2 separate regions of the Homo sapiens genome follow, and region 1 is linked to region 2. Evidence: read pairs that join two places in POLR2A ChIA-PET (ENCODE). Cell type or tissue: B cell. All regions are shown on one strand.

Region 1 (5,000 bases), 520 kb after region 2:
CCTCCCAAGTAGCTGCGACCACAGGCGGCCATCACCACATCTGGCTTTTTTTTTTTTTTTTTGTATTTTTAGTAGAGACGGGGTTTCACCGTGTTAGCCAGGATGGTCTCCATCTCCTGACCTCGTGATCCGCCCACCTCAGCTTCCCAAAGTGCTGGGATTACAGGCTTAAGCCACCATGCCCGGCCCTCATTTCAATATATGTAGAAGAAATATTTCAAGCAATTATATTATAGATTAAGAAGGGGACAGAGATGTAAAAGGAGATAATGTTTCTATATTTCACTCAAACTGGTAAAATGTCAACATCAGCAGATTGTGATAAGCTGTATTATATAATATACTATCTAGAGCAACCCCTTTAAGAAAAAGTGATACAAGAAGATACACTCAAAAATAGTATGGTGTAAGCAGTGGCTCACGCCTGTAATCCGAACACTTTGGGAGGCCAAGGTGGGCAGATTGCTTGAGCTCAGGAGCTTGAGACCAGCCTGGCCAACATGGCCAAACCTTGTCTCTACCAAAAATACAAAAATTAACCGGGCATGGTGGTGCATGTCTGTAGTCCCAGCTATTCAGGAGACTGAGGTGGGAGGATCACCTGAGCCCAGCGAGGTGGAGGGTGTAATGAGCCGAGATCGTGCCACTGTACTCCAGCCTGGGCAACAGAGTGAGACTCTGTCTCCAAAAAACAAAAATAGTATGAATAATCAAAATAGAATTCTAAAAAATGTTCAAGTAACCCACAAGAAGGCAAAAAAAAAACACAGAACAAACAGAAAACAAAAAATAAAATGGCAGACATAAGCCCTAACATACCAATAATTACACTAAATATAAATTTTCTAAATATGACAATTAAAAAACAGATTGACAGAATGTATTTAAAAAAATAGGACCCAATTATTTGACGTCTACCAAAATCTCACTTGAAGTGTAATGACACAGGCAAGGCGAAAGGGAAAGGAATATTCAGCAGTTAAATAATGTTGACACAACGCCGAGTGTGGTAGCTCACACCTGTAATCCCAGCACTGTGGGAGGCCAAGGCGAGTGGATCATTTGAGGTCAGGAGTTCAAAGCCATCCTGGACAACATGGTGAAGCCCTGTCTCTACTGAAAATACAAAAATTAGCCAGGCGTGGTGGCGCATGCCTGTAGTCCCAGCTACTCCCAGTTGCCGGGAGGCGGAGGTTGCAGTAAGCTGAGATCGTGCCATTGCACTCCAGAGAATGAGACTCCATATCAAAAATAATAATAATAATAATATTGACACAAGCAGCAACTTGGATGGATATCAAGTGCGCTGTGCTGAGGGAAAAAGACACGGGTCATGTAGCGTATGATTCCATTGACGTAACATCCTTGAAATGACACAATGATAGGCATGAAGAAAGACTGGTGGTTGCAGGGATCAGGGATGATGGGGGAGAAGGTGAGCTGACCATACGGAGGAAGTACAGGAAGAGCTCGGTGGAGATGGACAGTGCTGTATCTTGACCACGGTGGTAGTTACACAAATACACATGTGAAAAATGACATAAGGCCAAGAGCGGTGGCTCACACCTGTAATCCCAGCACTTTGGGAGGCCGAGGCAGGCAGATCAGTTGAGGTCCCGAGTCCGAGACCAGCCTGACCAACATGGTGAAACCCCATCTCTACTAAAAATATAAACATTAGCTGGGCGTGGTAGTGCTCACCTGTAGTCCCAGCTACTCAGGAGGCTGAGGCAGGAGAATTGCTTGAACCCAGGAGGCGGAGATTGCAGTGAGCTGGTGTGGTGCCACTGCACTCCAGCCTGGGCAGCAGAGCAAAACTCCATCTCAAAAAAAAAAAAAAAAGACATAAAACTAAACACATGCATTCTACCAGCTTTAATTCCTGGCTTGGGTACTGTACTACAGTTATGCAGAATGTAGCCACAGGGGGAACCGTGGGGCCCTTCTGCAGTATCTTTGGAACTTCTGTACATCTGTAATTATTTCAAAATAAAAAGTTAAAAGCACACACAAATGGAGGCTCCAAGCAGACGACATGGGGCTAGCACCTCGCCCAAGGTCTCCCACCTCCTCCCCTCGCCTGGGGACGGCAGGAGCTGCCCGAGTCGCCAGCCTTCAGGACCTGCTACTCTGCCTCCTCCCCTTCCTCTGGCAAGAATGCGGCAATCTCTTTCTTCAACTGCTAACTTCCCTCTTTTTTCTTTGTGGGTTGAAGTCTTTTTTTGCTTTACTGCAATTCATTGGTGTTTCAGGGCAAGAAGAGATAAATTTATGTGTTCTTTGTAACTTGTTTAATTGGAAATCCACCATATTTTTAGATTCCAATTTTTTGCTGGTAACAAATAACCTAGAAAAGTTCAGATGAGGCTGGGCATGGTGCCTCATGCCTGTAATCCCAGCACTTTGGGAGGCTGAGGTGGGCGGGTCACAACATCAAGAGTTCGAGACCAGCCTGGCTAATATGGTGAAACCCTGTCTCTACTAAAAATACAAAAATTAGCCAGGTGTGATGGTGCACAGCTGTAGTCCCCGCTACTCAGGAGGCTGAGGCAGGAGAATCGCTTGAGCCCGGGAGGTGGAGGTTGCAGTGAGCCAAGATCAGGCCATTGCACTCCAGCCTGGGTGACAGAGCAAGACTCCGTCTCAAAAAAAATATATATATATATACATATATATGTGTATATATATACACAGATGAGACAGGAAAAAAATGGACCAATCAGTGCTCTGTAAAATGGACCAATCAGCGCTCTGTAAAATGGACCAATCAGCAGGACATGGGCGGGGACAAATAAGGGAATTAAAAAAAAACAAACAAAAAAACTCTAAAACCAGATGAAACCTGAACCAGATGGCACAGGGGAAAGACCACTGAGCAGTGAGAAAGGAAACAGGTTTCCCCGCCACGTATTGACTGTGTGATCTCGGATGTTTCTACACTCAGTTTCTCAATCATTAAAATGGAAAAAATAATTCCTCCCGGATGTGCACCCTACAAATCCAAATCCGTACAAACCCCTAAGGTCACGCTCAAGGCACTTCAGACTTGCAGGGATCTTGCGAGCACCTGATGTTGAGAGGTGAAGCCAGCTAGACTTCTGGGTTGGGTGCGGACTTGGAGAACTTTTCTGTCTTACAAGAGGATTGTAAAATGCGCCAATCAGCACACCATAAAATGGACCAATTGGTGCTCTGTAAAATGGACCAATCCGCACACTGTAAAATGGACCAAGCCATGCTCTGTAAAATGGACCAATCAGCACACTGTAAAATGGACCAAGCAGTGCTCTGTAAAATGGACCAATCAGCACACTGTAAAATGGACCAAGCAGTGCTCTGTAAAATGGACCAATCAGCGCTCTGTAAAATGGACCAATCAGCAGGACACGGGCGGGGACAAATAAGGGAATAAAAGCTGGCCACCCCTCCAGCCAGCAGCGGCAAACTGCTCGGGTCCCCTTTCACGCTGAGGAGTCTTTGTTCTTTCGCTCTTCACAATATATCTTGCTGCTGCTCACTCTTTGGGTCCCTGCCATCTTCAAGAGCTGTGACACTCACCGCGAAGGTCCCCGGCTTCACTCTTGAAGTCAGCGAGACCAAGACCCCCGGGAAGGAACCAACTCCGGACACAATGTGACCTCCACTGTTTATGGATGAGAGACCTGGGTCGGAGGTGGGGAAAGGAGTTCCCTAGACAAGGACCTGAGCTCTCCCGTCTTGCTCCAATGCTGCCCCAAATGTCCTTGTATGTTCCTAACAGCCTATCACAAGCTACCTCCTGTCCCTCTTGTCCTTGAACGATCACCTCTGATGAGATTGGAACTTGAACCTGCATGGCGTTTGCAAGCCTGATGTGATGCTGGAAACTGCATTGCGGACACTGATCCAGAAATTACATCGCCGGAGAGCTCGCTCGGAACTCGGCCCAGATAGGCGTAAACGGGACACCACCCCCGGCACCCCACGGGAAATGAGAGCTCTTGGAGGTGTATTCTCTCCAACCTGGGCTCCTTCCTGCCACCCAAGGGGGGCTCCCTGCCTCCCCACCCCCACCGCATGTGCGCGTGAATTCTGAGGCATCCCCTCCAGTCTCTGCGCTCACAGATGAGGATTGGTGGCCCAGGGAAGAGAAGTCATCTGCCCAAGGTCATGAGATCCATGGTGGCAAAATGTGAGCACAAAGGTCTGGACCAGGGTGGCCACAGCAGACACGGAAATGAGACGAGTCTGTGCAGAGCTGAGGAGGGTTACCAGGACGTGGGGCTAAGCAGTGGGATTACCCGGGCGGGTGTCGAGGGGCTCCAGGTCTGGACGAGTGGGGTAGGAAGACCCTACCATGCTTAATGGAAACATGTAAGTGGTATAAATAAATCTGCTTGAAAAGCTGTGTTTGTGGCAGACGATGCTCACCACTCGTTCCGCCCTGGTCTTTCCACAAGAAGGAGGGACATTCCATCCACTCCTCAGGAAGGAACAGCCAGGAACACACCTGGTCCCTCTTCCCATCCTGCTGCAGTGACCACCGTGGTTGGTGAGATGAGAGCGGCTTCTGTGCGGGACAGACTCGGTGCAGCAGATCTCAGGTTGCCTTCTCAGAGGGGCCTGCTTTCAAGGTGGTGTCTGGGAACGGGGCTTTTGGAGCGTCTCTCCGTCCCCTGACTGCTAGGAGTGCTTTGCCGGGCCTGGACTGTTCCTGCAATGGGTTTGTGCTGAACAGCTGCTTTCCTGCTGGGAGTCTGGGATTTGGGTGGTTGCCATGCAGAGGGGCCCACGTGGCCAGCGCAGGATGCACGCCCTGGGCTCTGAGCCTCGAATGGGCTTTGCAGGTGGCCACGTGCTTCTCGGCTAGAGGAAGGAGCATGCATGGCGCCTGCACAGGAGAGCCGCAGCAGCCTGCCCTCAGATTCTCCAGACTCGGCCTGTGTCTTTCTCCCTTGCCAAGCCCATCACGTAGGCCTTCACCATGATAAACCTTAGCTGTGTGCACAGCTGTGAGTCCT
Region 2 (5,000 bases):
TCCTGGCACCGGCCTCACCTGCTGAGCTCTGGTCTCTGGTCTTGTCCTTGACGACCACAAATCACTTTCACAGTATGGGGAGTGAACTCCAGCAGGGACCCTGAGCCTGGTTCTGAACTCTGCTGTAGGAGAGCGGGGTCCCTCGCACTGTGTCCTACCCCCCAGTATTAGCACTCTGTCCTGGCTGCCCGGTACCCTGGCCCTGCCTTCTTCTCTGTCAGCAGGGGTGGTGGCAATGGCCCTTAGGTTTCATTTGGAACCACAGGGCCTGGCCTGGAATCCAGCAGGGGCTGGGCCAGGTTCTCACTGACCCCTGGCCATGGTGATGGATGGTGAGCCGGGGCCCTGGGAACCTCCGTCTCTCTAAGTGCTGTGTTGTGGGGTGACCTCGGACCTGTGGGCACACGGCTCAGTGAGATGGGGCTGGACTGACGCTCAGGTGTGCTGCTTCTTCCCTAGAGTGTGTGGCAGGCCCCAACATCGCCGCCATCGTCGGGGGCACCGTGGCAGGCATCGTGCTGATCGGCATTCTCCTGCTGGTCATCTGGAAGGCTCTGATCCACCTGAGCGACCTCCGGGAGTACAGGCGCTTTGAGAAGGAGAAGCTCAAGTCCCAGTGGAACAATGTAAGTGGCCGTCCTTGGGGGTCCCACGCAGAGGGGCACGTGCGTCCCACACTATGCGACCTCCTGCTGCGGGAGGCCGTGGACACCCGTGTGTGGCTGCACCCCGGCCTCCCCAGGCAGCTTGTCCTCTGGGCGTCCGCCGCTGTGGGTGAGCTTGGCTGCCGGTGCTGGGACCCTGGGGGGGCTGCCCCACGTCTAGCTCTTCCTCAAAGTGACGGCTTCCATGCGGGGAGTGTCCTCAGGGAGAAAGATTCTGCTCTGAAAACCTCCCACACTCACAAGCCCCTGTTTGCATTTCCCACCAGGATAATCCCCTTTTCAAGAGCGCCACCACGACGGTCATGAACCCCAAGTTTGCTGAGAGTTAGGAGCACTTGGTGAAGACAAGGCCGTCAGGACCCACCATGTCTGCCCCATCACGCGGCCGAGACATGGCTTGCCACAGCTCTTGAGGATGTCACCAATTAACCAGAAATCCAGTTATTTTCCGCCCTCAAAATGACAGCCATGGCCGGCCGGGTGCTTCTGGGGGCTCGTCGGGGGGACAGCTCCACTCTGACTGGCACAGTCTTTGCATGGAGACTTGAGGAGGGAGGGCTTGAGGTTGGTGAGGTTAGGTGCGTGTTTCCTGTGCAAGTCAGGACATCAGTCTGATTAAAGGTGGTGCCAATTTATTTACATTTAAACTTGTCAGGGTATAAAATGACATCCCATTAATTATATTGTTAATCAATCACGTGTATAGAAAAAAAATAAAACTTCAATACAGGCTGTCCATGGAAACTGGGCACTGTGTCCGCTGTATTCCCCCGACTGGCAAGGTGGCCAGGCACACGTGGGCCCTGTCCTGCCCGCTGACCTTTGCCACACAGGCACACAGCTGGCTTCAGACCATGGGGCAGGTTCTGTTTTCCCTTTTCCTTCCTCACCTGCTGGTCTATACAGAGCCCCGCTCTGAGGCCCTGTCCCAAATCCTAGGTGCATTTCCGTAAACGGTGGTGGCCCCACCAAAGAGGTGCCTGCGGCGGAGCCTGGCCAGGGCAGAGGCAAAGCAGGAAAGCGGGTACCTGTCTGCCCTCCCTCCAGCCATCTACACCTCCCCTCCAGCCATCTACACCTCCTCTCCAGCTCTACACCTCCCCTCCAGCCATCTACACCTCCCCTCCAGCCATCTACACCTCCCCTCCAGCAGTCTACACCTCCCCTCCAGCCGTCTACACCTCTTCTCCAGCCGTCTACACCTCCCCTCCAGCAGTCTACACCTCCCCTCCAGCCATCTACACCTCTTCTCCAGCCATCTACACCTCCCCTCCAGCAGTCTACACCTCCCCTCCAGCTGTCTACACCTCTTCTCCAGCCGTCTGCACCTCCCCTCCAGCAGTCTACACCTCCCCTCCAGCCGTCTACACCTCCTCTCCAGCCATCTACACCTCCCCTCCAGCAGTCTACACCTCCCCTCCAGCCGTATACACCTCCTCTCCAGCCGTCTGCACCTCCCCTCCAGCATTCTACACCTCCCCTCCAGCCGTCTACACCTCTTCTCCAGCCATCTACACCTCCCCTCCAGCAGTCTACACCTCCCCTCCAGCCGTCTACACCTCTTCTCCAGCCGTCTGCACCTCCCCTCCAGCAGTCTACACCTCCCCTCCAGCCGTCTACACCTCTTCTCCAGCCGTCTGCACCTCCCCTCCAGCAGTCTACACCTCCCCTCCAGCCGTCTACACCTCTTCTCCAGCCATCTACACCTCCCCTCCAGCAGTCTACACCTCCCCTCCAGCAGTCTACACCTCCCCTCCAACCGTCTACACCTCCTCTCCAGCCATCTACACCTCCCCTCCAGCAGTCTACACCTCCCTTCCAGCCATCTACACCTCTTATCCAGCCATCTACACCTCCCCTCCAGCAGTCTACACCTCCCCTCCAGCCATCTACACCTCTTCTCCAGCCATCTACACCTCCCCTCCAGCAGTCTACACCTCCCCTCCAGCAGTCTACACCTCCCCTCCAGCTGTCTACACCTCCTCTCCAGCCGTCTACACCTCCCTTCCAGCCATCTACACCTCCCCTCTAGCCATCTACACCTCCCCTCTGGCTGTGCCTACACTTCCCCTCCAGCTGTGTCTATGCCTTCCCTTCAGCCATCTACTCCTTCCCTCCAGCTATCTACATCTCCCCCCCAGCTGTCTATACCTCTCCTCCAACTGTGTCTACACCTCCCCTCTGGCTGTCTACAGAGCCCCCTCTGCCTCCCACTGGGGTACTCAGAGGGGAGGGAGCCAGTACTGCTTTAGTGGACGTGTGGAAACAGCCCTGGGCTGTGCCAAAGCTGCTCACGGCCCCAGAGCAGAATTCAGCACCAAGCTCCACACAGATCCTGCCTGAGAGCTCTGGACACAAGCAGGCTGCTGGCCGTGGTTGCAGTTGGTGAACGTCTCAGTTCTAGCACAGGAAGGCCTTTGTCCTGGGAAACCCCTTAGTTTGTCTGGGCAAGTCACACAGCTGGCCACACTGCCAGGGCCACTGCAGACCTGCAAATGGGCACATGTGGGTGGCATCTGCTTTAGGTCCCCTACTTTAAAATTGTAACTGTGGCCAGGCACGGTGGTTCACGCCTGTAATCCCAGCACGTTGGGAGGCCAAGGTGGGAGGATTGGTTGAGTTTAGCAGTTCGAGATCGGCCTTGAACCTGAGGCTGTTAAGTTAGCAGCTGTTAACTTAACAAGAGTCACACAGCACACCTGGCGACCCAGCCTTGAACAGTGAGACTCCATCTCTACTAAACATTAAAAAAAATTAGTAGTGTGGTGGCACATGCCTGTAGTCCCAGCTACTTGGGAGGCTGAGTTAGGAGGACGGCTTAGGCCTGGGAGTTGGGGGTTGCAGTGAGCTGTGATTGCACCACTGCACTCCAGCCAGGGTGACAGAGAAAGACCCTATCTTAAAAAAAAAAAAAAAAAAAAAAAGCAAACAAACAAACAAACCAAAAACGAACTTCTAACTGTGTGATAACCTCTTACTGTATATGCCTGGGAGACTTTACCTGGGCAGGTGGGAGGAGCTAGAAATGGCCAGATGCTCCAACACCGCTCACTTCCCAGCTCAGGGGTCCCCACTCAGCCTGCACCTGGGGCTTTAAAAGCCCCTGCCCTGTCGGAGAAGGGCTGCCGTGACTGGTGTTCAGTGTTCCTCGGGGAGGCTGCTGTGCAGCCAGGGTGGACACCCGCTGGCCTTGAGCCTCAGTTCCCCAAGGCTGGCCTTGGCAGCAGAACAAGCCTCACCTAGAAACCTGTCAGAGGCGCATTCTTGGCTTGGCCCTGGACCAGCTAGTCGGCAGCACTCCGGGTGGGCTCAGCAATCTGGGCTTTGCAGGTCCTCCAGGGATACTGATGCACGCTGTAGTTTGAGAACCACTAGACAAAGCTAGGAGATGGAGGTCAAATTGTCGACACTGGCTGGGCGCAGTGGCTCACGCCTGTAATCCCAGCACTTTGGGAGGCAGGCCGAGGTGGGCAGATCACAAGGTCAGGAGATCGAGACCACCCTGGCCAACATGGTGAAACCCCATCTCTACTAAAAATACAAAAATTAGCTTGGTGTGGCGGCACGTGCCTATAATCCCAGCTACTCAGGAGGCTGAGGCAGGAGAATGGCTTGAACCCAGGAGGCGGAAGTTGTGGTGAGCCGAGATTGCGCCACTGCACTCCAGCCTGGCAACAAAGCTAGATTCCATCTCAAAAAAAAAAATTGACATCAAGGTATGGTCTACAGGGGTGTGTGCGGGGTGGTGATGCCCTCTCAGGAAGGAGGGATGGGGGAGGGTGACCTCAGGTGACCCAGGCAATCAGAGGGCCTGGCCTGGAGCACGTCCGGCAAAGATCAGATGCCAGCCCTGAGTGAAACCCTCCTCACAGGGTTACTGAGAATTCCAACGCAGGCTTTGGGCAGAATTGGAGTTAGGCACTGACCAGGGTGTGGCAGGCACCACCACCCAACTCACTGCAGCTGCTAACTTAACAAGAGTCACGAGGCACACGGATCACCTGCTCCCCGTTGTTCCTACAGGTGGAATCTCTGAGCCTGGACCTTTTAAGCCAAGAATTGCTTAAGGTGTTTCCCACACCCTGAATTCCAGCAGAACAGCTGACGCCAACTGGTCTGAAGGCCCCACCAAGGAACCGACTCAGCTCAGGAATGTGGTTTCTTCATCCCCTATCCCGTGACTTCACCACTCATACTCACCAATCAGCGATCCCCACGCCTCAGACCCCATCACCTGCCCAGACCCCTGAAAAACACCATCCCCAAGCCCCTCGGGAGGTGGGTTTGAGGTTTCCTCCCATCTCCTCGCTTGGCTGCCCACGCGTCTTGGACTTT

What was found. Peaks named below come from ENCODE experiments on the same cell type or tissue, not always from the same donor. Only the 100,000 strongest peaks of a DNase experiment are listed, where the experiment ranks them.
Region 1: POLR2A ChIA-PET joins it to region 2 with 5 read pairs; 1 of 35 experiments calls an interaction of 5 or more read pairs at or near these places.

The regions. Positions count from the first base shown.
Region 1 is chr21:44,357,411-44,362,410 of GRCh38, reverse strand. The region is part of intron 2 of TRPM2 (transient receptor potential cation channel subfamily M member 2); the gene reads right to left. Among named protein-coding and RNA genes, the nearest start is that of TRPM2, 6.3 kb to the right of the region's middle. In B cell, CTCF peaks have their summits at 1,677 and 1,888; a DNase peak (open chromatin) is centred at 2,040; H3K4me3 peaks cover 346 bases; H3K27ac peaks cover 331 bases.
Region 2 is chr21:44,882,362-44,887,361 of GRCh38, reverse strand. It overlaps ITGB2 (integrin subunit beta 2), which reads left to right. Exons shown (of 16, transcript NM_000211.5): 15 at 460-626; 16 at 932-1,409. The coding sequence ends at 994. Among named protein-coding and RNA genes, the nearest start is that of PTTG1IP, 11 kb to the right of the region's middle. In B cell, no CTCF peak of the experiment used is centred here; a DNase peak (open chromatin) is centred at 4,931; H3K27ac peaks cover 660 bases.